Regions from separate parts of the Homo sapiens genome. Here region 1 is linked to region 2. The links are chromatin loops, found by intact Hi-C in ENCODE. Cell type or tissue: Calu3. All regions are shown on one strand. Links, peaks and the distances in the headings refer to the core of each region. The heading gives the core; the rest is flanking DNA. Region 1 has its middle 390 kb from the start of LINC01938. Region 2 overlaps TENM2 (teneurin transmembrane protein 2).

What was found. Peaks named below come from ENCODE experiments on the same cell type or tissue, not always from the same donor. Only the 100,000 strongest peaks of a DNase experiment are listed, where the experiment ranks them.
Region 1: a loop joins it to region 2, with 7 times the contacts of the local background. A loop is called at or near these places in 6 of 110 quality-filtered maps.

What each region holds. Positions count from the first base shown.
Region 1 is chr5:165,621,137-165,636,517 of GRCh38, reverse strand. No RefSeq gene overlaps it. Among named protein-coding and RNA genes, the nearest start is that of LINC01938, 390 kb to the right of the region's middle. In Calu3, for the core only: a CTCF peak has its summit at 6,140 (motif pointing left); DNase peaks (open chromatin) are centred at 6,097 and 8,597.
Region 2 is chr5:167,236,925-167,252,305 of GRCh38, reverse strand. All of the region lies in intron 2 of TENM2 (teneurin transmembrane protein 2), which reads right to left. Among named protein-coding and RNA genes, the nearest start is that of TENM2-AS2, 59 kb to the left of the region's middle. In Calu3, for the core only: no CTCF peak of the experiment used is centred there; a DNase peak (open chromatin) is centred at 7,505.

The sequences.
Region 1 (15,381 bases), core at 3,037-11,036, 1.6 Mb after region 2:
CAGCTGAGAAAAGAATAATTCAGCCAGGAAGCTCATTGTTTGATGGACACAATGCCAATTAACTAATTTGACACAATGCAGTTAACAAGTTTGACTTATTTTTTCTTAACAAATTGACTGCCTTTACTTCTGTTTCAGTGTCATGTAGATGTAGTAGCAGATAACAGTAACAATATTGAATCAAGAGGTTAAGTGATTTAATTTTGAAGACATTACTATTACAGAGGCCACATTTAATAAATCAATGTGTTTAAGATGCTTGGAGATCTATGGATTAAAGATGACTTTGCTTGTGGAGTGCCTAATAATCATTATATGTTGCAAACCCACACACAACACTAAGAGCTTGTCTTTCTTAGTTGTCGATAATTCTATGCATCTCCAGGTAGCCCCAAACCTCCCCTCCACCCAACACTGGCTGGCTTTCTTCAACAGAAATCATCCACTTCTCTATAATAATAGATCAAACTCTGCACCTCCCTGCCTCAGCCTTAACTACCGGTGCTTGACAAGTTTAGTTTAAAATATCAATACAATAGTTATAGTAAGCAGAGAACAAGTCTTTCATTATTTGAGGTGAAAACAATATTGTGCTTTGGATTTTTTTTTTAACTAAGCAAGCTGAGTCATTTGTGTGGATGAAGAAACAAACAAATTCAGATGCTCTTGCTGTGCGGCAAAACTCGGAGTCAAAGCTGACCTCCTGGTCCTATAGGCAATTGTTTAGCACTGCTCATTACTTGTAACTTGCGGGCTGTTGCATAGGACTAACCTCAGAGCATGATATGAAACCAGCATAGGAATGGTGGAAGGTATCCTTTTAGGACAGAAGAGCTATTAAATCATAATCATAAAATTAAACCTTTATTTCTCGCCAAAGACAAATTGCCAGCTATTTGAATTCATCATGTCAATCAATAAATTTTAATAATCAATCATTTTTCATAATGAATTCCAGTGAAGAAAGAGGTGAACATCTAATTTGAATGAAATATCAGAAACAACTAATAGTCATTAGAATCATCAAATTATGGAATACAAGATATGGATTGGAGCTTAAGTATTGCCTAGTCCAATCTTTGATTAAAAAATAAGTCTAGGGACTTATCCAAGGCTATAACCTCATCAGAGGCAAAGTTGAGTCTAGACTCTGTTTCTTCCTTCAGCATTTTTCTAGGGTCATGTTTCAGTATGCTCTGGAATTACTTTCCAATGTAGGGAATGTCAGAAAAAGAATTTTGATTTTCTTACAAGATTGCAGTTGTACTGCATCACACTCTGGGATAAATTATAAGTAATACTATTTAAAGCATTCTTCTTCCACATCTTGGCCAATCCCAACGAATCACAGCTTCCCATTCTTGGATTAAGTGTATGTGAATTAATCGTCTCTTCCCCACACTTACTACCTGATGGAAGTGTCCTAAGGCAAAAGCCCACATCTTCTCTGTCTCCCATTATTAGTCTAGCCAGGAAGAGAGACAGGGCACAATAAAAATGGTCCACTGCATTACAACGCTCCCCAATCCTGACTCCTAGGCTAGCTTTTCCCCTTCACATGCTGTCGACCTTTGAATGTATATATGAGATTATACTGAGCTAACCAACCTGATGCCCACCTGCTCCTAACCCCACCAGCACAGGGCATTAGATAACATGTGTTCTTTTCTTCTGAATCAATAGTGTTCTTTATTCTCAGAGAGGAAACCAGCACCTCTCTGTGGGGAAGCCACACTGGTGGAAAAAGCACCCATGAGGTCATTACCTATGTGAAAGGAAAATAAATCTTGGGACCCCAAAATCATTAAGCCAAGGGAAAAGTCAAGCTGAGAACTATGTCAGACAAATCTGCCTCCCATTTTATTCCTAAATAAGATAGCTACAAAGATAAGAAGCTACGTACCTCCCTCACAAGTTGCCCACAAGGAAATTTCTTGTGGACAAAGGACAGACAGAACTCAAAGTCGTCTCTCTGCTCACAGGAGACAAATGCTTATCTGAGTTCTTCCTCTGCTTTATTGTTTCACTAAGCCAGCCTAAGGTGGAGGTAACTATTCCTGTAAATTGCATATTCAGTGAAAGGCTAATCAGAAACTCAAAAGAATGCAAGCATTTGTTTTTTATCTACCTACAACCTGAAAGCCACGTCCCCACTTTGAGTTGTCCTGCCTTTCTGAACTGAACGAACGTACATCTTACATATATTGATTGATGTCCTATGTCTCCCTAAAATGTATGAAGCCAGGTTGTGTCCCATCCACCTCGGCACATGTCCTCAGGACCTCCTAAAGCTGTGCCATGGGTGTGTCTTTGACCTTGGCAAAATAAAATTCCTAAATTGACTGAGACTTGACTCAGATACCCTTTGGTTTACATTGACTTTGATGAAAAGAAGCTATTTAATCATAAGCTTTTAAAAGGTATTCTTTAAGGTCTTTTCGAGGCTACACATGGATGAAATTTCTATTCTAGCACGGTTTTCTGTAGCATATTAAATATATTTTTCAGCCACAAAATGGGATGATGATATGGTTTTATACAACCCTTAGCAGCTCTTCTAATTTAGTGGATCGGGTCTAGTACGTATTCCTCTGCCTCCACTGTTTTATTTCATTCAATTACAAGGAAGCATTCTTTCTAACCCTATGTATCTAATAGTAAGTATTCTGCCTAAATAACATAAGGCAAAATTTCCACCTCAGAGTAAATTCGAAAAAGAATGAAACTATAATTTTGCCATCTATCTTACACAACAATAAGCATAGGTGCTTATGTTTGTGAAGCACTATACACAACTTTCCCATCCTCTATATCCTTTGAATTCATAAAGACCCTGAGGCAGGAAGATCAGGCCCAAGCGTTCCCATTTGGCTGATGTCATAGAGCCTCATATAAGGCATGTGACTACACCAAGATCACACAACTGAAAGGATGCAGAGTAAGAAACCACACCACACATTTTCCACTACATTTGCTCTCTTTCCTCTTCCTGACCTGCATGACCTCAAAATATACAGGTCTGTAAGCCAGAGAATGCAAGAAGACTCTGAATCAACATGGTGTATTTCCATTTCTCTCTTCAGTTTACATACCTAGGTTCCTGGTTACAGGTTCATTTCCTGTCATGAGACATGCTTCCTTGGGAACATGTAAGCAGCTTGGGTATCATGCTTTCTCACAAGCAGAGAGAAATCCTGGCCATCCTGCCTCCATCTTCCTTTCTGTGTTCTCCACTGGGGTATGCAGACTTAGAAAAATGAGAAGCTGATGATAGTGACACGAGAAATGGAGCTGGTTTTGATTACAAAATGAATTATATGAGAACTCAGTCACATGCAGGTTAATATATAATCCTTCAAAAATGCAGACGATTTGGCAGTGGTGGTTTAAATTGTGTGAAACAGTTTTCTCTATTGTCAAACTTCTTAGAGACATCAATGTGGTATATGTGTAATGGATTCTCTGTAAAGTACAATATGTAGTATTTCATTGTACTTTGTTAAAGAAAAAATTAGTCTGGCATCTGTTAAAATGATAAGGAAGGGTTATTCAAGATTCTAGAGTATTGCAATGGGGGCATTGTGACAGGGGATTGAGATTGAGTTCAGCTTCTGATATAGGAGAGGTATCTTAGGATTTATAGCCAACAAGCAGAGTGAGAGGGTCAGTGAACGAAAAAGCACGAAGATGAGACATCAAGGGTCTTAGCAAGATTATTGCTGAAATCAGGCCAGGGCCAGGGTAATCAGATAACAAAGGTAGAGAATTCTTTCTTGCTTTTTTTTCCTTTTATGAGACAGGGTCTCACTCTAACACCCAGGCTGGAGTCCACTGGTGCTATCATGCGTCATTGCAGCCTCAACTTCCCGGGCTCAAGCAATCCTCCCACCTCAACCTCCTAAGTAGCTGAGACCATAAGCACATTCCACCAAGCCCAGCTAATTTAATTTATTATTATTATTTTTTGTAGAGACAGAGTCTTACTATGTTGCCCTGGCTTGGAATTCTTGCTAAACCAACTTAGCAGGATTCTTGCTACAACAGAACTGGGTGGACAGAAGACAGGAGTGGAACCAAGGTCCAGGCATACTCGAGAAGAGAGCTCAGAGAACCCTAACTAAAGTTTGGTCAAGGAGAGAGTCTTTTTAAATGTACTTGACGGAGAGCCCTTTTGGTGGGCCTTTGCTTTGGATTAGTTGCCACAGAATACATTTTGGAAGACAATGCCCTAGTACATTTATCAGACAACCAGACACACCTTAGACATTGGTCTGCATTGATTCTACTTGCCAGCCTCAGAATAGGTGATCCCAATTTAGAGACACAAAGTTATCCTCGTGTCAGACTATTAAGATTACATAGGTAGGGAAAATAAACAATAGATTTAGCTTGCCTTTTGTTCATCTGAGATTCCTTCTAGAAGAATCTTTATTTTTCACTTATTCACTGAATAACTCTGGGTAAGCCACTTAACCTCTGGGTCTTCAGTTCCTCATTGGTGTAATAAAAAGGTTTAACTGAATGATCTCTGATGCCCTTTCCATCATAAAATAATACCTATTACGTTTTCTGTGCTTCTGTATATCCAATTAATGTTTTACAAAGAGCAGATTAAAATGATCAGTTTTCAGTGCCATGGGCTGGGGAGAGGAACAAAAGATTTTAGACAGGAGAGGAAGGCAAGTGTCAATTTTTGATCTCTGCTGACAAAAGATGTATTCATTCTGGTTACAGAGAAATTTTCTCCAAAGTAGGCTGGATGCTTTAAAAATAAAGGAATTTGTTTCAGGATGTAAAACTGAGGCACAAGCATGAAACATAAGTCCTAAATGAACTGTAAATAGGGGATATTCACATTTCTCAATGAGAAGGAAACTATGCCATATCTGCAATCCAGTGGTGTTAATTCATCACAATAAAAAAGAATGTTGACATGCAAAGTCCTGTATGAATAAAGGTGTAGACTTTTTTCTTTTTCTTTTCTTCTCTTTTCTTTTCTTTCTTCCTTTTTCTTTTCTTTTTTTAAAAGACAGGGTCTTGCTCTGTCAGCCAGGCTGGAATGCAGTTGTGCAATCATAGCTTATTGCAGCCTGGAACTCCTGGGCTCAAGCAATCCTCCCACTTGAGCCTCCTGAGTAGCTAGGACTACAGGCATGCACCACACCTGGCTTATTATTATTTTTAATTTTTTTTTGTGTGTGGAGGTGGGGTCTTGCTATGTTGCCTAGGCTTATCTTGAACTCCTGGCCTCAAACAATCCTTCTGCTTCGGCCTCTTAAAGCACTGGGATTACAGGCATGAGCCACTACACCCAGCCAACATTCAACTCAATGAATTAAATTTGCTCGGAAAGCTTATTTGAAGGAGAGAAGTTGGTGAGTGAATTTCCTCATGGAAGGCCACTCTTTTGTCTTTAACTTTCAAAATCAACATCTCACATTTACAGTAGGAATCCCTTACTTGATCCTTTTTTAAAAATGTTAATTAAAAGTGGAGAAAAACATTCACCTTCACGCCTGTTTATCAATGTAGGTATGGATAGACATAGATGAATTTTTTAACTCAGAAGCAAGATTTAAGGCAAAGGCACTTACACTCACACCCTCTTGTTTCTGTAAAAAAAAAAAAAAAAAAAAGGTTACAATTTGATTACCATTTTATAGTAAAATCCAGAGTTACAGCTGGAAGTGACCTTCAAAATAATTTCCTTTAACTCCCTCATTTTACAGATATGAGCATGGAGTCTCAGAAAGATCAGAGTCCACAGCTGGTGAGTGGCAGAGTTGGGCGCAGAGCCCCCACTTCCTGACCCTGGGTGCAGGGTGACTTTTGACTCACCATAAACCTAACAGGAATTAGGCCAGCAATTCTTAGAAGGCCTAACACAGGACTCACTCGTGGAATCAGCGTGCATTTGTCCCATGGAATTTGTTATCTCCAATTGTGTTCCTGTTATGGGATTTGTTGTCCTGTTTTCTGACTCCGCACTTGATTTGCAATTCTGGGCTATAGCAGTATGCTTCCCCAGAGTACTGAGCAGTGGTCAGTGAATTTAATCTGTCTCTCGCTGTGATCTGTGAGCGAAGTTGTTACAGCTCCACCTAGTGGACAAATTCACAGAGAGGGGAAATTGCAAAGGGGATGCTGCCCGCTGAGGACGAATCTGCAGGCGAGAGGGCAGAACACATCACAGAGAGGTTAAAGCTGCAAAAAGTTGTACTGACAACTGGCTGTAAACTAAAGGCTGTTGTGGAGAAATCAAAGTATAATTATTAGAGAGGGGGAGAAAACATCAGCTTTCTCATTACTTCAAGGACCTCTAGAGATTTTTATAGCTTCTGGAGGATGCTGTTAGGTATGAAGAAGGACGAGTCAGAGGATGGAATTAATAGAACTCACAAATGAAAACTAACTCTTGGAATTTTTCTAAAAGTGCACACAGGCAAAATTTACTCAGCCTCGGGTGTCTGACTGGCCCCCAAGATTTCTTACGGCCCCAGTACAGTAGAAAGGCAGATGCTGAACGGTGGGCTCCAGTCTTCAGCCATAGTTAGTTAACCCCCTCTGCCCTCTCAGGTTCATAACACGAGCTCTGGGCTCAGTGCTTCAGAGGATCCCTTGTTAGTTTATATTCACTGTCTGTCTTTTGTTGTCTTTCTAAAGAGACATGACCAGAAGCCAAAGGATTGAGTTAATATTACACCATCCCTTGAAAGCAGAAGTAACACTGTCTCTAAAAAATATAAGCCCCAGAACATAAGTGCTATATGTGTGTCTATGTGTGACACACATAGACAAAAAATTAACCATCTCTCAAGATAACTGTTCACATTGATTCCTTCCCCGCTTCTCCTCTATACCCCTTTCTTACATCTTAGCTTTCCATTACCAAGGATCCCAGTAGCTTTTATGGTATTAATTTCCACTCTATGCAAACATCTCTGGGACATATTGCTCCATGTTAAGTACAACTGCTTTCTGAGAAGAACTGACAAAACAACTGCTGCTGATTTTCCTTTATTCAAATCAAGTTTATCTTTTTTATCTTCTTATCAACATCTATACAGTATGTTTTGAAAGCTTTTGCATCGATAGCAATTTTAAGAATGTCCTTGACATTAATGACTTCTATATTTGATCTCAGATCACATTCTCTTCTGAAGAAAGTGTATAATGCTCTAAGGCTGAGTTGGCATAAACATTGCAGAATCACAGGTAAATGACACCTGGAATGCGGCATACATTCAATAAATACTTATTGAATTGAATTGGAAAGACAGTTTGTGTTTTAATAGATGTGATTTGCATGGTTCCTCAGGCTGGTGGTTGAGCAAATGAAGTGAGAACCTCAGAGAGCCAAGACCTATACCTTATTGCTAACGACTTTGGAGTTTGTGATCAGGAGCTCAGATCAAGCCAGTTTTGGCCCTAATTTGCTATGTGAACACAAGTAAGTTACCTGAACTCTTTGCAACTCAAAGTCAAACTGACTACAAGTTGAGAAGAGAAAGAAGAGTATATAATTTAGAATTTTCTGGTCCTAATAAGACATGTCGAGTTCTTAGCATAGTGTTACAAACAGTATTGCAAGCTCTTGAAGAATCCTGGCTATTTGTAGATGCTAGATTGAGGAGCTGAATTTTTTTTATCAAGAAAGACTTCTATCAAAGGCTTCTCTTAGAAAGGATGGTAAAATAATGAGAACAGAGGTAATTGACCAAGGATTATGGATTATTCAACTAATTATAAAGTACTCTGATGAACTTCTTTTTTTAAAGCAAATATTTGTATGTGACATGAGTGTGAGAAAAATACGTAGGCAAAAATGAACAAAACTTTGCATTAGACATTAGAGACTAAAAGAAGCTAAAAATGCACATTACTGGCCGGGCGCGGTGGCTCACGCCTGTAATCCCAGCACTTTGGGAGGCCGAGGCGGGTGGATCATGAGGTCAGGAGATCGAGACCATCCTGGCTAACAAGGTGAAACCCCGTCTCTACTAAAAATACAAAAAATTAGCCGGGCGCTGTGGCGGGCACCTGTAGTCCCAGCTACTCGGGAGGCTGAGGCAGGAGAATGGCGTGAACCCGGGAAGCGGAGCTTGCAGTGAGCCGAGATTGCGCCACTGCAGTCCGCAGTCCGGCCTGGGCGACAGAGCGAGACTCCGTCTCAAAAAAAAAAAAAAAAAAAAAAAAAAAAATGCACATTACTAAGGGAAAAAGAAAAAATACATAACAAAGTAGCAAAATGCCCGTATCACAGAGAAAATTAAGAAATCTATGAAATAGTTGCTGTTGGGCAGAAAGAAATGTGTAATAAATTCTAGATACCAAGAAAGAATGTTAAAGACAGAGAAATCTGGAGTAATTTGCGTTGAGTGGAGGTGTCAAGGACATCTCACAGGATAGAAGTTTTGGAACCAGAAGCATTACATAGATTGGTAGGGAAAAAAAAATCAAAGGGTATCTGGGAGGTTTGTAAACATACCAGCCATGTTTACTGCGGAAGTAGGTTGTTTAAGAGATCGATAAGGGAGATCCCTTGGCCTGGAATTCCATGCTTACATAGTTGCTGCTTTCATAAACCAAACATTGTGGGCAGTAAAGGGATGCAATTTGAAGTCGTGATTTGGTCAGTGTGGTAGGCAGAATACTGGCTCCCCAAAAGAATGCTCGCATTGTCATCTCCAGAACCTGTGACTGTGTTATGTTACACGACAAGGAGGGATTAAGGTCGCAGATGGAATTAGGTTTGCTAATCAGCTCACCCTAAAATTAGATTATTTGGGGTTATCTGATGGGCCCAATGTAATCATAAGGGAAAAAAGAGGCAGAAAAATTATTGTCAGATAGATATGATTTAAGAAAGTGCTGGGTTTGAAGACAGAAAAGAGCAGTGAGCGAAGGAATGGTGAGTAGCCATAGAAGCTGGGAAGGGCAAAAAAACATTTTCTCCTAGACTTTCCAGAAAGAAATGCCGCTCTGCCAACATCTTGATTTTAGCCCACTGATACCTGTATCAGATTTCTGACTTGCAGTCTATAAGATAGTACATTTCTGTTGTTTTCAGCCACTGAGGGTGTGGCAATTTGTTAACAGTAGCAATAACAAACGAATACAGCCCACCTTTCTTGTTCCAAGAGAGTGAATGCAGGAAGCCCACACCATTGGAACATAGTTGTAGCAAAACACCTAGATGGGATTTAAAAATAAAGGAGGTGGAATTAGAGCAGAGAGGATCCTTTTTTTTTTTTTTTTTTTTTTTTTTTTTTTTTTGAGACGGAGTCTCGCTCTGTCGCCCAGGCTGGAGTGCAGTGGCGCGATCTCGGCTCACTGCAAGCTCTGCCTTCCAGGTTCACGCCATTCTCCTGCCTCAGCCTCCCAAGTAGCTGGGACTACAGGCGCCCGCCACCACGCTCAGCTAATTTTTTGTATTTTTAGTAGAGACAGGGTTTCACCATGTTAGCCAGGATGTTCTCGATCTCCTGACCTCGTGATCCGCCAGCCTCGGCCTCCCAAAGTGGAGAGGATCCATTTTAATTGCTAAGAGTTGAAGTACCTTCTGTCCTCCTAAGAGCACCCCAGAATAGGCTTAACCATCCTCAAGGATAGGCTTTCAGGGGATGCGCTGTCAGCCCCTCTCATTACGTGCTCATGGTGACCTGTGAGTTCAAGAATCGGGGCAGATAATTTTGACAAAACGCAACCAGAGAGGCTGACCCTGGATGTCCCAAGAAGGAGGACTTATATATAGTAACAACAGCAGTAGGAGGACGCAGTCATCAAATGCATAGAATTTGCAAATTGTGGGGGATAGGAATGTAGCCCAGTCAGAAAGGCAAAGGGAACAAAGATTGCAGAATTGGGCCTTTCTTCTTTCCAGTGGAAAGAGCTCAGCCACCGTGTGTAGAAATTTTGGAAGGAAAAAAAGTAAAAGATTTAGGTTGGATTAAGTTTTAGTAAGAGAAATAAATTGACCAGCTAGAGTCTATTAAAATGCCTGCTCTGATTTACTTCTGGGGTTTATATACCAGCTTCTTTTCTCACAAACTCAGGGCTTTATTCTCTTAAAGCCCAGAGAGATTAATCTGTAAAGCAGAAATAACAAAAGGACCTATGTTATAAACTTATTGTGAGAATGGTACCTTGTCAGGCACTGAGCATAGTGTCTAGCACAAGATAAACTATTATGATTGTTGCTATTAGATCTAGCTAAAAACTCTCATGAATACACTAGACAAGAGTGATTCATAGTTAAAATTCTATTTGCATTTTAGAGCTTTTCATAGCTATATGACCCCCTCAGACTAGAACAATGTTTCTTAAACTTTAGTGTGCACTAGAAACACTGGAGGGCATGTTTAAACAGATGGCTGAGCCCTACCTTCAGAGTGGAGGGGACTAAGAATTTTTCTGGTTTTTTTTTTTTTTTTTTTTTTTTTTTTTTTTTTTTTAAGACAGAGTCTCACTCTCTCACCCAGACTGGAGTGCAGTGGCCCCATCTCGGCCAACCACAATCTCTACCTTCCAGGCTCAAGGGATTCTCCTGCCTCAGCCTCCTGAGTAGCTGGGATTACAGGCGTGTGTCACTACTGCCCAGCTAATTTTTGTATTTTTATAGAGATGGGGTTTCACCATGTTGGCCAGGCTGGTCTCGAACTCCTGACCTTAAATGATCCACCCACCTTGGCCTCCCAAAGTGTTGCGATTACAGGCGTGAGTCACCATGCCCAGCCAAGAATTTATACTTCTAACATGTGTCAAGATGATGCAACTAGTTCAGAGACTACACTTTGTGAAATGCTGGCCTAGGTGATACAACTTAACCTGAATTTTCATGATAGATCACCTTATATTACAGTATCCTCAAATAAGCCCTTTTAGTTTCAGATCCAGTAGGAGATGATTTCATGTTTCATTGGAAAACCATATACAAGAAGGGAGATAAGAGTCCACATGATTACTTCCAATCAATGGGGTTAGAGAAAGTCGTTATATTTCCAGGCTAAATAATTTAAGAGCCAACGAATAACCCTTCAGCTTTCACCTTCTCTGCTCAGTGTCAAAGAAGCAATCATGGAGATCTGATCTTGAGTTCCAAATGGTTCACTTAGCAGAGGACGGAATGTCATCAGCCTGGGTCTTGACCAGAGCCCCTCTACAAGCCCAAATAAACATATAATGTGAGGAGGAATCAAGCTTTTATTGAGTGAAGGGTTTCTTTTTTCCCTTAGGATAACTTAGCCTCTTCTGACTAATATGGATTCCAAGTTAGGACTCATAAATGGGCATTAGAAGACTACTGCTCTTGCTGTTACTAAGCTGGTCATGAACCAAGATTTGAACCATGCATTTCATCACTCACTACATATCAAGAAAGTGGTATTAAGGTAATCCTTCGCCTCCCAATCTCAGTGCTGGCTACCTAGCAGAACCGCACACATGCTTTTTAGATACACAATACATTTGCCTTTCTCTTTGTCTTCTTCCCTTCACTTTTCTTCTTCATTCTCTTGGGAACTTTTCAGTCTTGTCTGCATAAAGAAGAATGGAGAGACGTTTGAGGAGGACAGAGACAAAAGATTGAATGGCCTTGGAAAGACACTGAAAAAGTATTTGCCTGGATTCAATAGCAACGCTGGTCCTTGGCACTGAATCCTAACAACCTCCGTACTAGTCGGCACAGGCTGCCACAATAAAATACTACAGGCTGGCTGGCTTAAACAACAGAATTTAATTTTCTTGCTGTTCCGGAAGCTGGAAGTTTGAAATCAGGGTGCCAGCACAGTTGGGATCTGGTGTGGGTGTTCTTTCTGGCTTACAGGCAGTACCTTCTTGCTGTGTAACTCAAATGGTGGAGTGAGCAGAGGAGGGAGGAGAAAGCAAGCTCTTTGGTGTCCCCTATGGGGCTACTAATCTCCTCAAGAAGGCCCCACTCTCACAACCTTGTCAAAACTGCGTCTCCAAATGACATTGCATGGGCAGTTAGGACTTATAAACATATAAATATGGGGGATGTGTATCAACCCATAGCAACTTTTCTATTATAAACAGCATGAGGATTTCCTAGTCTTACCACCAGAAGTTCCTCAAACCCATCTCAAATTTATGTCACACAAATATATGCAATACAGTAGTTTCCCCTTGCCCACAGTTTTCCCTTATGTGGTTTTAGTTACCCCGGTTCAACCACGTTCTGAAAACATTAAATGGAAAATCCCAGAAATAAGCAATTCAGACGTTTTAAATTGTGCACCATTCTGAGTATAGCCATGAAATCTTGCACTGTCCTGCTCCCCACCCCAGACACAAATCATCTCTTTGTCCAACATATCCATGCCATACCCACCCATTAGACATTTAGTAGCCATCTTGCCTATCAGAGCAATTGTCGTGGTATCATTCCATTTTAGTATTAGTTAATGTTGTCAATATCTTACTATGCCTATTTTATAAATTAAACTTTATCATAGGTATGCATGTATAGAAAAAAACATAGGGTAGACAGCATTCAGTACTAGTTCTTGTTTCAGGCATCCACTAGGTATCTTAGAATGCATCCCCGATGAATAAGAGGGTACTATTGTATATGTTTTCCACAGTCAATTCAGGGCAAAAGACAAAAAGAAAACCAGAGAAAAGGCAGTTATTACAAGCTTTTGCTTAAATATTTATAAAAATAAACATTTGAAGCTTGGTGTATTGGTTTGTGTGACAGAGTAACTGCCATGTGAGAAGGTAACAATTATAATGTGCATTTCTTAGAAGTACAGTATTCTGTATGCTATACACACACACAACACACACATATACACACAACACACACAATACACACACACATATACACACAACACACACATATACACACAACACACACAATACACACACACAATACACACACACAATACACACACACACAGTTCCATGACCTTTTATCCTCATAATTTGCTTCAATAAACAGAGAGCTAGAAATCCTGGCACAAAATATTCACAATCTTTAGAACAGTCTCCTTCTCCTAATCCAACAAGCTCCTGTTCCGATCCTTCCTTAGAAACAAAAACAAAAACCAATGTCTGTCAAGTTATTTTCCCGAAGAAGCCTCCCTTTCAGTAGCTGGATGAAGGTGCAGAGTCGCAACTAATCAAAATCCCTTTATGTAGTGTTTTTCATTCTGTGCCTTGCATGGTTTCACTTTCTCTTTTTCTTAATGCCATGTCTGCTTTCTTCTCTAGATTGTAATTTGCTTGAGGGCAGAGGCTGCACTTTCCCTTTGTTGAGCACAAGTATTTTGAAAGAGCCTGCAGGATTGTGAGCACTCAGAAGAATTTTGTTGATGATAGTGATGTTTCTGAAAATGTCTAAGAAAAAAGCAGATACCTCTGGCCTGCCGTGACCTTCATGTGCTTAATCTAAAGTGTCTTTTTTTTTTCCTTTCATAAACAATAATGCACCTAGGCAGCACATATGCAAGAAAGTGAGTCAGAAGAGCAATTCAGTTTTCCAGTGCCCTTATGTGACTCCTTCAATGCCTTAGGAATCGGCTTGAGGATTTATTTGAAGCATACCAGCCATGCGGTTTCTAGACTCCATGAGCACAAGATATGTTTCCACGCCCTCCTCCTCAATCCTCACATTCTTAATGCTTAAAGTGTGCCCTCGCGACTTTTCTGTTAGTTAAGAGATGTACAACATAGGGGCAAAAATCAATCTTAATTAAGGCGGACTCTGGAATTATGATCGAAGGAGGTACATTAGCCCAGTGCTTCCAGCCCCCCATACACTGCTGTTATTGATGTTTGGACAGATGGGGAAAGTGAAACAGGAGTCAATACTTCGATCTACTGTGTTCTCTAAGGATCTGAATTTTTAACACATCCATAATGAGTGCTGGTGGTGGTTAATAAATACACGGCAGCCCCTAAGAGTGGCTCTGTGTGTAGAAGGTACCAACAAAGTCCCTGAAGCTTCTGGGTGGTAGAAGAAAGTAGGCTTAGCCTAGAAGAATTGAGATATAAATGTGGCTTTTCCCAATGACATCATGTCTGGGAAGCCCTTTTGCCAAAGCAATCAGGGCTACTCACATGACCTTAGGCAGTTTGCTCAAGGAAAAAGGCAATTCGGTAAAATTATTCATTTTGATATGTAAGAATTCAGTTACTTCTCTTGCTTATATGTGGCAGATAGATTTTGTCCCGACCAACATTCTCTCCTCTCCTTATCTGGAAAGCCCCATAATGCCTCCTTAGTATTAATTCTACCTCAAGTCCCCAAATTCCTGGTTGTTGTTAATTGGCTTATGAGAGTCATCTAACCTAAGAGGACCAATCAAATTCTCTCTCTGACAAACTGTTATTAAGGTTCAAGAAGCCTAGTTGTTCTTCATAATATGAGTGAATGGAAAAGACATTTCATTTTGGGGGTGTGATGGTTAATACTAAGTGTCAACTTGATTGGATCGAAGGATGTAAAGTATTGATCCTGGGTGTGTCTGTGAGGGTGTTGCCAAAGGAGATGAACATTTGACTCAGTGCTCTGGGAAAGGCAGACCCACCCCTAATCTGGGTGGGCATCATTTAATCAGCTGCCAGCAAGACTAGAATATAAAGCAGGCAGAAAAACATGAAAAGACTAGGCTGGCCTAGCCTCCCAGCCTACATCTTTCTCCCAGTCTCGATGCTTCCTGCCCTTGAACATTGGAACCCAAGTTTTTCAGTTTTGGGTCTCAGACTGGCTCTCTTTGTTCCTTGGCTTACAGATGGCCTATTGTGGGACTGTCTGTTTATGTGAGTTAATACTTAATAAACTCATATATTTATATCTTATTAGTTCTGTACCTCTAGAGAACCATAATACAGAGGAGACTAAGGTGGTCATTTTGGGGTACCTATCTTCTTGCCTCTTTTGCTTGAGATGCAAAGACAGCAGGCTGAAGAGAGGAAAAAAGGAAATAGATGTGTCCAGTGTCACAGAAACCAAGGAATTTTTAACAGTGAGAGATGGAGAGAATCAGTCATGAAACTGACAACTGCTCATTTGAGCCCCAGCTTCCCTTTCCAATCTTTAGTTTCATTAATACTTCCATATCCTTTTCATAAATTATTTTTTTAAGCCAATGATTCTTGGAGCTCAAATATTCTTGAGTTCACTGCTTCCTTTGTCAAAAATTTGCCATACTTTCAGCAGTGTACTAGGTTCTGTGCTGCTATATGGGACATGGAGATAGAAAAGACATGTTTTCTGCCTCAAGTAGATCACTATGTAGTTGGTGGACAAGATAGTAAAGAAACAAGTCATAATGGTATATTCTAAGTGGAAGGAAAGGACCAATACAAGGCCTGAAGGTAGCTTAGAAATGGAGAGATGGACAATTGGCAAAGAGA
Region 2 (15,381 bases), core at 3,540-11,539:
TAATAGCTAATAATTTCCCCATGCTTTGGACTCAGCCTCTGTAGCCCATTAACGTCTTTCCTTATCACCTTTGGCACTTCTGTTTATGGCTTTCTGTTTCTGGACATTTTTCCCTAACCCCAGAGAAGAGATTTCATAGCCCTCTAAGCTCTTCTCTTTTGGGTTTCAGAAGCATGGAACAAATTAATCTTATGAACTCTTACTTGAGCCAATGCCAGGAGAACTTTATCACACTAGGCCCCCCAAAAGACCTGCCCTTGGCCCTGAATGCATTCCTCAATCTTGTTTTGCTTTCCTGAGAAATCTTTGGTAGGAATTTTTATATACTTCAGGTGTGAATAGTGTTTCATCTCTAGTATTGCCAAACTGAGACCTGCCTTGGCACAGTAGGCACTCAATAAATATTTCTCCAACATTATCTATCCTTCAGGCCTTTGAGAGGATTGGGCTAGAATCTCAATGCTCTAATTTTGCGTATCAGAACAACATTATGCCCAAAGTAAAACTAAAAAGCAAAATCTCTAAATGCATTGCTGCCTCACCAAACAGAAGTCCAAATTCAATTCAATTCTTTCTTAATCAAGCTGAAAAATCCCATAGAGGAAATTCAGAAGGTTCGTAGGATGTCTTCCATCTCTTAGTAAGATAAAGTGGGCCCAGACACATGGCCATTTTTCAGCACATATATGGAATACAAGCTGTATGATATCTTGAGTGTGCCCAAATTGGTTTGCCTGAAAGCAGCAAGAATGCCTTAGCTTGTGCTTGCTCTCCTTCAGGAAAATAAAAAGAAATATGACTGCTTGCCCTTGCCTAATTCCAAGTGAGTGAAGGACACTGTAAGACATTAAAATATTATCTAAAAGCATAATAGATATATAAGCATTAGGCATTAGCTTGTATCTTCATTGTTTGAACCCTGCATCATTACTGCTAATGTTTAGGTTTATACATTCTCCTATGGAAGGGTGTTGTTTTGTTTTTGTAGCTCTGTGTGCTCTCACTCCACTTGAATTTAGTTATTTGTTTGTAACCAAAGAGGCCCCTCAGCTGAAAGCAACTGCAATTACGCAGCCAGTTCTCGTTCTTCCAGCGCTTTGTGAGCACACAAAGCTGGACCTTGGAATCAACTTTTACAACACGTTCCTTTTCTTTCCTGACTCCACAATCCCTCTGAATGTATTCAGAATATAAAGAGTCTAATCATTAGCACTTTTTTCTTTTCAGGGATTTAAAATACCTACAAGCTGAAGTTGTGCCTATAGAGAATGCTCCCTCTCTACTTCCATCTCTCATAGTTTATTCTTTCTCAAAAGAGAGAAGCAATTTGCCTGAATATATCGCCATTTCACCAAATAAAACCAACACCATCCAATCAATATAACTTCTCTTGAGCAAACAAAATAGAAATGGGACTCATGAAAGAAATACATTGACATTTACATCCATGGCCATACTTTTCAGTAGCTGCTCACCTAATCTATTCACTTAGCAGCATTCTCAGATACTAAAATTTTTGTATTGAGATGCACAATATGACAATCAAATCATAGGTCAAAACAGTAAGCTTTTTACAACATAATAGCATCTCAGTAGGACACATGTTTCTGTGAAGGGATTCGCCACATTGCAGAAACAAATGGGATGGAATGGCCTCATATATAACATCAGAGAGCAAGAGTTTGTAATACCTGTCAGACTGTCTTTCTTGTCTGATAGCTCCATCAGATAAAATCATATATGCATTATACTATATGTCAGTGGTGTGCAATACAAATATAACATAAGTCACATATGTTATGTTACATTTTTACTAGCCACGTGAAAAAATTTAAAAAGGTGAAATCAATTTCAATACTATATTTTACCCAATAGATTCAAAATACAATTATTTCAACATGTACTCAATATTGTTATATTTTTTAATGAGCTATTTTACATCCTTTTAACCTACTAAAGCTTTTCTGTTTTTTTCGTCTTTTTATGAGATAAGGTCTCACTGTGTCACCCAGGCTGGAGTGCAGTGGCAGTATCACGGCTTACTGCAGCTTTGATCTCTGGGGCTCAAGTGATCCTCCCCACTCAGCCTCCTGAGTAGCTGACACTACAGGCATTCACCACCATGGCTGGCTAATCTTTTATTCCTACCAAGTCTTCAAAACCTGTTGTGAATCTGAGAAGTGTACATCTCCATTTGGACCGGCCATATTGCAAGTGCTAATGGCCACATGTGGCTAGTGGCTACCATATTGCACAGCCAAGGTCTGTACACTTTAGTTAATGTTTGGGCACAGAAACATCATGTATGGCCTTCCTGGAAGGCTCCCCACTACCATTTAATCGTTTACTTAGCCCTGTTCACAGTCAGAGCTCAGAATTCTGAATTCAACACATATGCATTGTCTATAATGTTCCAGGCAGTCTTCTAGGGGCAGGGGATAAGGAGTGGACAAAGCAAAGTTTCTGTCTATCATAGAGAAACACATTTAGAGAGGATGTTTACATCTTAGTGAGTATAAAGGCATAGTGAGTCCAAACATCATTTATCCCTAGAAGTCTGTCTTGATTCCTTGATAGGACGGCTTGCTCCATCATATCCTTTCACAGCACACACTCTTACTTCATAGGATTTTTCCTAGTTTAAATTAGGTGCTTAATATCTAACTTCCTTAAATGACAACAAGATTGATGTAGGTAAAGAGACAATATATCTTAATAAATGAACGTACCATCCCCAAACCTACCCAGTACAGTCAGTGCCTGGCACAGAGTAGGTGGATAAAAATACTTGTCGAATATAAGGACAGAATGAGAGAAGTAAGGAGGAGGTGAGAGACAGAGGGGGAAGGAAAGAAGGAAGGAAAGAAGGAAAGAAGAACGGGAAAAAATGTGCACTGGTGAAAGGTGAGACAATGCTCTGTAAATGTCAGCAATGTTCATTAGCTAAATGGCATAGCCAGCTGCCATAATTTACCACTCCCTTCCTTATTTATATGCAGCCTTTTCTGAATTCTTCCAAGCTCAATAGAACTGGTACTTCATACCTTGTATTTCATTTGCTCTTTTCCTGGATTTACTTCAACAATGTTTCAATTTGAACATGACCTAAAGATATGGATGAAGGGGCTATATATTTTACAGGCACTCCAGTAAATTTTGAAAACTCTTCTATCCAGTATATATTGCATCATACACATTCAAAAGATGCTGGCTGGGTTTCCCACTGTCATCTTGCCAAGAATTAACAAGGTGGGTATAAGCTGCCTAGACATAGTATTAATTACAGAGATATGCAGATATTTCCCTTTTATTGGCCTATTCACTCTTTACTGATCAGCGGACTATAAATTAGTGGAGAATCAGAAATTCTTTTGGGGGCCTGCAGTTTCATTTTTGTTGTTCATTTCTTCTAGCACACATTGTATACACAAATTGGGCATTTTCAAATTTATGTTTCAGTCAAGAACTTTGAAATATCATTCATATATATATATATACACACACACGCACACATATATATATACACACATATATATGGCTTTTGAATTTCTTTCCTCCAAAATCCATAATTTACTAATTCTTTCATGTATTTGATCACTCTATGGGTTCAGCTAAGTCCGCCAATGCTGAAATTGTTTGCAAGTCTGCTTTGCCACCCCGCCACCAACACACACACACAGCATCAATTCAAACTTATGGACCCTGATATTCACGAAAAGTCATGGAACCCCCCGGGGGATGTTCAGCTGCTTCTTCCTCTAGCGTTTTCAAAGTGTAGTCCAAGTATCGGCAGCACGGACACCACCTGGGAAATCCTTAGCAATACAAATTCTCAGGCCCTCTCCAGACATGCTGAATCAGAGAATCTGGGGGCGGGGCCTGCAATCTGTGTTTTCTGGAACCCTCCGTGGGATTCTGAACACACAGTGGAGTTTGAGAACCACTACCCTTAGAAGTGAATCAGCACAACGCACACTCACATTTTGGACGCTCAACACGTTCACATAATACAAAAACATATTTAGAGAGCATGTTTAAATCTTAGAATAATAAAAAATACATATAAACCCAAATCAAATTTACAAAGACTGGCACAAGTATTAAACAAAAAAGAACTCTTACAGCAAAAATCCGTCAAATTTCATCGTAAAAGGGAAAATAAGCCACTGGTGCTATTTTAAAATCTACAACATTTCTGAAGTGAAATTCCAAGTTGCCTTTCAGTTTTTGTTTACAGTATTTTTAGAGCTCCCTCTGCATGCTATGTTTTCTTTTAGACATACTGCCAACTTTTTGTATCTGTCATCTGGTTTTGAAAATGAGGTTTCTCACCATTTTTTTAAGCATTTCACCATTTCAGTTGTCACACTGATGCTTGGTACATCTGGAAGTTCCTGTGATACGATGGATTTAGAGCCTACATTTAGAAGCGTATCAAATAATTACCAACATTTAATTTCATGTTCCTTCAGAAAAAAAATCCATTAGAGGTTCTACAGCTCTTCTTCCATGCCATCCCCTAAATTAAATTTCATATTAAAAAAGCTAGATTCAAGGATTTCTCAGGCTTCACATTTTCAAATTTAAATTCAAAAAAGCAGAAAGGAACAATGTAGAAAGAAATGATTTATCCCAGGGGTTTGTTCTTTTTAACTAGAAGATAAACTGAAATTCAGGAGGGGAGGAGAAGAAGCAGAGGAGGCAGGCTGGCACCCTCATCTTATTTTGCTATGTGATTCCATATTGCTTTGGGGTTTCTATTTTAAGCACCAATCATTTATTTTTTTTTCCTCCAACACAAATGTGTTCTTGATGACTGGGATATTGTTTTAATTATTTTTAATAAAACTCATTTGACAGCCTTAAACTTTGATAATGTTTCTCCAAAAGGCTTCGATATTAAACAAAAGTATCCTCCCATTTCAAAACTGCAAGATGACTTCAGAAAGTTAATTAATGTCACTTTCAGAAGAATCAGGCTGTAAAGGCTGTTTGGGATGGTAGCAAAGAGCGTGAACTCAGGAGTCAAATGGCTTAGGTATGAATTCAGCCCTGTCACTTACTTGCTGGATGACCTTGAGCAGTTCCTTAAGCTCTGTGTGTCTGAGCTTTCTCATCTATAGAAAGCACATCAGAATTCATTTAGCTCTTGCGTTGTTGTTTGGGAGGATCAAATAAGGCAGTGCTTGTAAAGGGTCTAGCATGCAGCCTAATATGTAATATTAAGTATTTATTGACATCCTTTTATTGATAATATTTTAATAACTAGTTCATCTCTGAAATTATGCTTTATTCAATCATTTAAGTTAGGGACAAGTATTTTAATACTTTCCATCCTGGTGTTTGCTAATTTGCTATAAACTTGTCAAAATGAATGATGAGGTGATGAATAGACGGGTAAGTGGATGATCCCAACGCGATGTTAGTAGGGGGGCTTTCGTGGGAAGCTGGGAACATGAAGCACCACATTCCCCACAATTGGCCATTCCTACCCAAAAGTGCCCTCCACCTCCTCCTCCCATCCACACCCCGCGCCAACCAACATGAAACTACCCCCTAACATATAAACACATGGGCAAGCAGAAGAATTCTCACTGCTCATTTATCTGTGGGAAACAGGCAGCTCCCCACCAACTACTGCAAAAGCTTGCCCTTGCTTTTTTCAAGGCACAAAAGAATTTGAGGATACGGTTAGGCATCAAGTCAATGTTGTCATCACATCTTCTAAATTTTTCCTTTTAAATATACAGACATTTAGATAAAAATTTAATATAATACTATAGAAATATACTATAACAAATATTACAGTATGTAAATACATACATAACATATACATATAGATTCTTTCATATTTATATACATATACATATATACAGACATATATCTATGTAATTTATAAAAACAGTGTATGCTCATTGTAGAAAACATTTTGCATAGGTATATGATACCTGTGGCCATTTTATGTATATGTAGTAATACATGCACACACATGCACACACATACACATACATAAATGCGGTAGCCCACTATACTTATTTATTTGGGTTTATAGAGGTAGCAGTGATAACAATCCTCTCTTCTTCTTAGTTCTAAACTAATTAAAAAGCAGTCAAAAGCTGCAGAGTATTACTTGGGAAAGTCTGTGTCCCTCTCTTGCCGTAGAAAGGATGAAATTGCCATCCCCAGATGAGAAAGGCACAGGAACTAGCTCCACCCCTTTCCAGCCCATTGGTTACTCACTCCCAAGAGAGGAGGAGTAACTCATCTCACTGGTAGCCATGGGAAAAGGAAATGAACAAGGGAAGCATTCTCTCCAGCCATGGCATGGAGGCTGTCATTTTCTGTGTCTACCTGTGACTGAGTACCCCAGTTTAGTGGGAGGGGTAGAAGTTCAAGGGCTGACAAAGAATATTAGGAAGCTGCTAGTTTGATCTCCAGTATCTGGCTCTGTCTCTCTGCCAGTTTCTACCTCCAGTTAGAAAGAAAGTAGGGATATTCTTTACTCCTTTATATGTCATTTGTAAGACCCAAATTACTATTCTATAATTTGCTTTTGCGCCTGAATATATTGAGAATACTTTCCCTGCCAGGAAATATCCTTTCTTCTATAACATCATTTTAATGATCATTCAGCATTTCCATTGTTTGATGTTCCATAACTTATTGAACCATTGTCCTATACTCAATAATCAGGTTTTTGAAAAATTATTGTTAGTGTAAATAATACAAACAGATAGCATTCTTTGTATACTGTTCTGTTCATTTCCTGAGGATACATTTCTTAAAAAAAAGAAAAAGAAAAGGCTGGCTGGGTCAACATATATGCACATTTGAAATATTTGTTATATACACTTTGAAGTTGTCATCCAGAAAGTTTGTGTCATTTCTGCTTCCTCTAGAAGTAAATGAGAATACCTGTTTCCTTGTACCTTTCCTAGATTTAAGGAATGGAACTAAAATACTATGCCACATTTTCCTTACTATGATTTTATACACTTTAGCTAGTGGGAAGAGCTACCGTGCACCCTTTGTCTGGGAGGCAGTTTCTTTGCCGTTTGCCCAAGTGTGAAATGCCATATTTCCTTAAGTCAAGTTACCTACTCTCTTGACATTACAAATATTAGCATTTTAAAACCTGTTTTCAAATTAAGACAAAAGCAAACATCACTGCTAATGTACATTTGAGGAAGGAGGGGGAAGAAACCATGGAAACCAGCAGAGGAATTAAAATGGCAACTAAGAATTAGACACCGGAATAGAACCAGCAGTGGGCTAGATGAGGATTATAATTGGAACCAATTTGACAGGAATTATAAGGTGTTCCTTTGCATTTTCTGATTTTGTTTTTTTTTTCTTTTGGTCATGCTTTGAAGAAGCCGTGATAAATCTTACTTCCACTATACTTTTGCTCTCATAAAACTCCTTGAAAATACCACAGGCTGTCCAACTACACACAAACACAGCTCATTTAGGCCACAGGATGGCACTCTGGGTGCATCCAAGTGATGAGGTGCCACACTCCCCCTAGAAATAAGGCTCTCTACCCCTTGGGAGACTGAGAGACACCACTCACAGCCTCACTAAAAGCCCAGCACCTATCCCTCGGAGGTACAGTGACTAACGTTTTATCCACTCAGAATGCCCTGGGCTTCTCTCAGATGTGCTTCTCTCCACATGTCAAACACTGGCGAAGCTCTCCCTAGAACACCTGGCCTCTTGGCCTCCTCACTTCCTTGGAGGCTACACTTACGGAAAGCTACAATATTCCTGCTGCTTCAGGAACACAGCTATATTTCTGGGACAAATACATCGGAAAACGCAGCCATTTAACTGCTTGTGGCTCACATGGTAAAACTGCATTTCCACATTGTTGATGCTTCCAGATACTCAAAATAGCCATCCTGTTTTTCTTTAAATATAATTAATATTCCACTGTGTGGGAGTTAGGTTAACACGTGTTAAATGAAGTGGTATGTAAATTACATAGAAACATTGTTTTTTCCACATTTGGACAATTGAGTTTGTCACTATTATGATAGTTATTATCATTATTATAATTTGCCATTAAAATGTGATGTAAAAAGAGAAATATCTTTAAGCTTAAATGTAAAGACCTCTGATGTAATCATCATAACATTAGAAGAACACATAAAGGATGACATAAGTTCTTGGCTAAACAAGGTACACTTGACTTAATCTTTAGTAAACTGCAAATAATAATAGAACAGATTTAGATTAAAATCACAGTAATGATTTTCACTCACAGAAAGGAAGAAGAAGGATTTCCCAGGCAAGGGCATGGGGCAAAAGATTAGGAGACAGTGTGGGTACAACATGGACCCCTGTCAAAGATTTCTGGAAAATAATTCTATATATGAAGTATGACAAAATAACAGAAAGCCTTGAAGGCCAATCTAAGGATTTTAGACTTGTCCTAGACACAGAATGAAGGAGGTGGGCAGAGATACTTTGTGAAGGAGAAACTATTTTGAGATCAATTGGATATCAATGCAGATAAAATTGGATCAGGGAGAAGGTAAGAGGAGAGGGGAAAATATAGAAGCACGGAGATGTGTTAGGAGGATGTTGCAACTGATTAATATCACAAGATCTCAAAAAAGGGTGGGGCAGAGGAAATGGAGACAAATCTGCAGTTTGGAGGGATACTGAGAGAAATATGCCCTGTCCAGAGGAGGTGACTAAGTGAAACTAGCAATGCAGCCTTCAAAATCACAGCTTCAGATAGCCTAGCATTTGAATACAACCACGCAGCCCACCAACTCACTACAACAATTCTTTGAGCTCATCTCCAAGGACTCATGTTTTTCTTTTTTCCCATGGCTCCCACCAATCTTCACTTCCCTTCCCTGCTCCACTAAAATAATGTCCTTCGAAATATCCTCAGTTCCCATGACCCGCAATTCCTAGGGTAAAATCCTGCAGGAACCTGACCAGCCATGAGGCCCCACTCACCCTCAGACTACATCAGTGCAGATAAACAATGATAGGGATTATTCAACCAGACAAAAGAGTATAGATGTAATTCACAATGCATTGCCTTAAATTTCCCAGAAATTTAACTACCTTTCTTCATTATGTTCCATCTCTAGTCTCAGCAACACTGGCAACCCCCTCCTTACTTTCATCTGATAATCTTGCCTCATTCTCTTTAAGAATCTCTAGAAGCTGTAAGATGCGAATTTTATCCCAAATCTAGAAGCCCTTTGTGTCTACACCCATCTTTTCCTACTCTTTTATTTCAATGGGAAAAAAAAAAACCTCAACATGTCCCAGCTGCTGTTAAATGTCAAACCATTTACATACGCACAGAATCTGAGCCCTACTCCTTCTGAAAGATTCTATTTTGCGTTTTTGGCCTCCTATTCTGTGATTTATATTTTTCGTCTACACACAAACATAATCTAGTCCAGATGACCACTGAACAGCATGGGAGTTAGAGGCCCTGACCCCATGCAGTTGAAAGTCTGTGTATTACTTTTGAATCCCCAGAAACTTAACTACAAATAGCCTACTGTTCACTGGAAGCCTTGCCAGTAACGTAGCTAATGAAGACATATTTTGTATGTTATATATATTACATACTGTATTCTTACAATAAAGCAAGAGAAAATAAAATGTCCTTAAGAAATCATAAAGAGGCGAAAATATATTTACTATTCATTAAGTGAAAGTGGATCATCATAAAGGTCTTCATCCTCATCATCTTCTCATAGAGTAGGCTGGAGAAGAGGAACAGGAGGGGTTGGTCTTGTTGTCTTAGGGGCAGCAGAGGAGGAAGAAAACCGAGGTATAAGTAACCCATGCAGTTCAAACCCATGTTCTTCAAAGGTCAACTGTATATCTCATTTATTTCATCATCAAAGGTTAATCAGTATTTACTACGTGTCAGGAGTTTTTCTATGAGTTAGGGGTACATCAATTAGAAAACCTAAACAGGCCAGGTGCAGTGGCTCATGCCTGTAATCCCAGCATTTTGGGAGGCCGAGGCAGACAGATCACCTGAGGTCAGGAGTTTGAGACCAGCCTGGCCAACATGGGGAAACCCCATCTCTACTAAAAATACAAAAATTAGCCTCATGTAGTGGTATGTGCCTGTAATTCTAGCTACTCAGGAGGCTGAGGCAGGAGAATCGCTTGAACCTGGGAGGCAGAGGTTGCAGTGAGCTGAGATCATGCCACTGCACTGCACTCTAGTCTGAGCGACAAGAGCAAAACTCCATCTCAAAAAAAAAAAAAAACAAAAAACAAAAAAAGAAAACAAAGAAAACCTAAACAAAAAAAACAAGCAAAGCAGACAAAAAATCCTGGCCCTCATGTAGTTCTAGACTGTGTAGGTGAGAATTTTAGTCTCATCTCAATATAAGTGAAAAATAAAAATAAACAATCCACTTCCATTATGATGCAATCTTCCTCAGCCATCAACCGTTACTCTATTACACTTCAGAGAAAAACGTCTTCAAAGAGTTGTGTACATATCATGTCTCCACTTTGTCATCTTGCAATCATTTTTCAAATCACTCCAATCTTGCTCCTGTTCCCATCGCTCCACTAAAACTGCTCCAGCTCAGGCCTCAAAAGATACCCATGTTGCCAAATCCAACAATTGCTCTTCAGTCCTCATCTCATTCAACCCCTTGGCAACATTGAACCATGTCATCAATCCTTTCTTTGTGAAGCACCCTTCTCTTGAGTCGTGTTATACCACATTCTTGCTGGAATCCTTTCAGTTCCTTGATTATATCGTACGTGATTCTCAGTGTGCAATGTTCATCCTCTCTCTTTGCCTGTCTGCCTCTCTGCCTCCTTCTGCTCTTCAGGACTTAGCTTGTCACTTCTTCAGAGAACTCTTGCTTATCCACCCAATTTAATAGGAACTTCATTTTGACTCCATCTTTCACAATACCCTATATATTGCTTCCAGAGCATTTGTCAGAATTTGTAACCCTATAAGTATGTGCAAGTTTGTTTAGTGTTTGTAAGGAACAAGACTTTTTTTTCTATTATTGCATGCCATTGTTTTACTTCTAACCCGCCTGACTATGCTGTATATACAATTATATACCTAGTGCCCAGTATATAGTACAGGCTTCGTAAATAGTAGCTGAATGAATGAACTAGGTATTTTGCTCACTATATTATATCAGGTTTGGGGTGTGAATGAGACAGGATCAAAAGTAATGCTTTGTTTTATGGAGCAGATAATAAGGAAAATGTAAACGCAATTTGGAATTGGATTTACTCTAAAGGGAAAGGTGGTGATCTATTTTGGGAATATTAGTTTTGAGCTATCACTAGAACATGTAAAGAAAAGATACAGCACAATGATGGAGATATGCTTTTATAGACACTGTGGCTACTCCTCACCATCCACCCTACCTGTTTCCCATTTTGTGGAAGAGGAATTGGCTCAAGAATGGACACGAGGCTTAGCCCAATGCAAGGAGACATGAGGAGAAGGTTTCTTAAGACATTCGGGAAATTTTTCTTGTTCTAAGAACAAAAGAAGAACTGCATACTTTCTCCTGCTGAACATGAAGAAGGTAGCACATATTCCTGATTGCTGCTGTCCACTATTTCATGCACTGCCAAAGTAAAGCCAAGCATAGGATAAAGCCAATACATGGACAGAAAAACCAAAACGTGAAAAGACGTTGGAAAAGGACCTGGCTGCCCAGTGACATTATAGATGGCTGGGTCAACGCACCCTGAAGCTCCTTAACTCTGCTCTTTTCTGTTATCAGCCAATAAATCTATTGATTGGCTACTTAGAGTTGGGCTGTCTGTTTTCTTTTTCCTCTTTTTTAGTGGAAACCTTTTTTTAACTTAACTGATACACATGAGGTAAAAGATCGGCAGAATGAGTGGAATTAAAAAAAATAAGAAAGCTTGCTGAAGGAGTTATATCATTAAAAAGAAATGGGGGACTCAAACAACAACAACAGGTGGGCAAATATTATCTCTAAAGAAATGGTTAATAATTAGAAAGAATCAGTATAAACACGGACAAACAGAGCAAAAAAAAAAAAGGCCACCTACCAAAGTCACTTTGTTGTCTCCTCCTGTTCTTTAGAGGAATGATGCTGTTCATATTATTTAGTCATGTCAGCACAAGAATACTTAAGGGGAGCCCCAGTATCAGAAAATACAAGCTTATGAAAAAGTATTTTTAGGAAAACTTCAATAAAATCCCAGTAAAGGCTATTTAAAAAAAGGCTGGGCATAATGGCTCACGCCAGTAATCCCAGCACTTTGGGAGGCCGAGGCAGGCAGATCACCTGAGGTCAGGAGTTGGAGACCAGCCTGACCAACATGGAAGAACCCTGTCTCTACTAAAAATACAAAAAAGTAGCCGAGCATGGTGGCGCGTGCCTGTCATCCCAGCTACTTGGGAGATTGAGGCAGGAGAATCGCTTGAATCTGGGAGGCAGAGGTTGCGGTTAGCTGAGATCACGCCATTGCACTCCAGCCTGGGCAACAAGAGCAAAACTCCATCTCAAAATAAATAAATAAACAACAATATAAAAAGTTTATTAATTTATCCATGAATAAATATAATTTTAAATGTATTTCTCAACTGTTTCTTCATTTATTGAGAGATGTTCTTTATTTTAGGCACTGTTCTAGTACTGAGTACAAGCAAACACATCTGCTTTCAAATTATCCACAGACTACTAGTGGGGGAGGAAGTCTAGTAAAAGGTACCTCGTTGGTGTGATTCATTCTGGGATAAACATAGGTACCCAGTTCCGACACTATGGCAACCGTATAATTCAATGTTAATGTAGCTGGACTATTGAGGTGAATGGGCTATGTTAGGTGTCTTGGAGGAAACAGTGCCTGAACTGCTAATGAAGAAATGGGGTAGTCAGGACAAGAAGAAAACATGTTCTTGATAGAAAGAACAGCCCCAGAGAAATGAAGAATGTATAAACATAGCACTGGAGTTGGAAGTGTGATTCTTGTGCCCTGAACTGTATTTATGGCTCTCTGAAACTAGTTGGTTTGAAATAATGTCTCATCAGTCTACAGAAGGTCAAATCAACACAGTCCAAATTAGGAACTAAATGAAAAGTGTCTATTAGCCATGACATTCGACATTATAACTTATAGTTAGATAAATGAACATGACAAGGCACTCTTCAAAGATACCTTGGAGAGACCAGATCTTTCTGTAGTGATTTTTAAAGACAAGTGAATCTTATTGTTGTTTTGGGGGATTTATTTCGTCTGCTGATACAAAGACCTATAGACCCAGACACATAAGGAATGTTGCTCTATTTACGAACCAAGTATGCAAATACTGCTATCTAATCATATTTTATACACCTCAATGCAATGCTCAGTAGGTCCCAGGAAAGGCTTTGCTAAAGCAGTATCTGTTCATAAGCAAATAGCTTATGTTTCTTATTTTCTAAAATAAAGCCCAAAGCAACTTTAATCTATGATCAAGAACATCTCTTCCTGATCAGTGAAGAAAGATCATACAAATTGACTATTTCTTACTCTTTACAGGCTTCTGATATATGGATTCAGGCAATCAGCTAAGTTCCATTTCTTACTATTTTATTTGCTTTTTTTTTTTTTTTTTTTGCATCTCCTGTATTACAAGGACAGAAGGCCAACTTATCTAGTCATTCCACAGAAGAATGCATATGTTTAAAAGCACATGTGCTCTGTGCATACAAACATGGGTAGAACCTAGCAGGCTTGTCCCGCAAATCTCAGAGGCTGTAGAACTCACAATGTCCCTCAATACCTAATCTTGTCATTCACATATTTTGATTTTGAGAACACTCTCTCTTAGGTCTAATCCAAGCCTATCTTCATGGAGAGAGAATTAATTTAGTTCCAGGGGAGAAGCAGGAAATACTCTATGTGGCAAGATTTGAGGCTTCATAACTAGTTCTTCAGCCTCAAAATGTCTCTTCTATTGATATTTCATAAGACCTGAGATCTATTGATTGTATGATACATTACTGTATAATGACTAAGTAATAAAAATGTTGTCAATCACATTATAGCCTAATGTTTATCATTTAATGTTAAAAACTTATTGAAAGATCTCATAAGACTCATTTAGACATAAATTTTAATTGTATAACGCTCTTATGGAAAATATAAACAGAATACATTGCTAAAAGTTCTTCATATTAGGAATCCAACCCTTCTGAATCATTATCTTTGACTCAGAGTCATTAATGTCTGTACATTCCATACATTCTGAGCTGGAGAGTTGGTGATGCAGCACTTCTTTTTTTTTTTTTTTTTTTTTTTTGAGACAGAGTCTCACTCTGTCGCCCAGGCTGGAATGGAGTGGCATGATCTTGGCTCACTGCAACCTCCACCTCCTGGGTTCAAGCAATTCTCTGGCTCAGCCTCCTGAGTAGCTGGGATTACAGGCGTGTGCCACCACGCCCAGCTAATTTTTGTGTTTTTAGTAGAGAAGGGGTTTCACCATCTTGGCCAGGCTGGTCTTGAACTCCTGACCTCATGATCCACCCACCTCGGCCTCCCAAAGTGCTGGGATTAGGCGTGAGCCATCGGGCCCCGCCCACAGCACTTCTTAAAATAGTATTTGTTCTCCTATCATCTTGGTGATTTTCCTCCAAGCTGCTGACATTCATTCTGTATGCTGACACTTACGCTTTCTTGATCTTATGAGAAGGCTTAAATGGAAGATTATCAGACAACAAGTAGGACAATATTCTTTCTTTTAAAGAACATTCTTTTAAATGTTCATTAAACATCATTGTTTCATATAAAAGCAAATGATATTTAAGTTCAACATATTTTACCAATAATGTACATGACACCATGGAAGTTTTGGCCAGATGTGTACATGTGTAGTCAATAACAACTCCAATACAATGCTCTTTAGCCAGGAGTGATTGAATGTGGCCAGCAAGTATTCCACAGGTGTCAACAAGTGAAAAATATATAACATGCCCTAAAATTGATGAAATATGAATATTCCAAATGCAAGACATTTACTAATTTATGTTTTATTTATTCAGTCATTAAAGAATTGTATCATTGAGGGCCTACCATGTGTCAGGCACTTGGATAAGGGTCATGAAGTAATAAAAGAGACGAACTGGTTTCTCCAGGCACAGACATACAGGTGCGCGGATCAAAATTACATACTGCTATAGAGTTTATGGTCTGACAGAAAACAGGGGTTCCTAGCTTCTTACAAGATATTTGTTGATCCAGAAAATCCCCAGGAATTGCAAGAGAAACTTCTGATATTCTGCCAAGATGCCATCTGCACCTAAGAGGAGATGTTTCTGACAATAAATATAGACATTTACCTTGGATAACATTTACTTAGGAAAAAGAAAGAACAGACACAAACTAAGT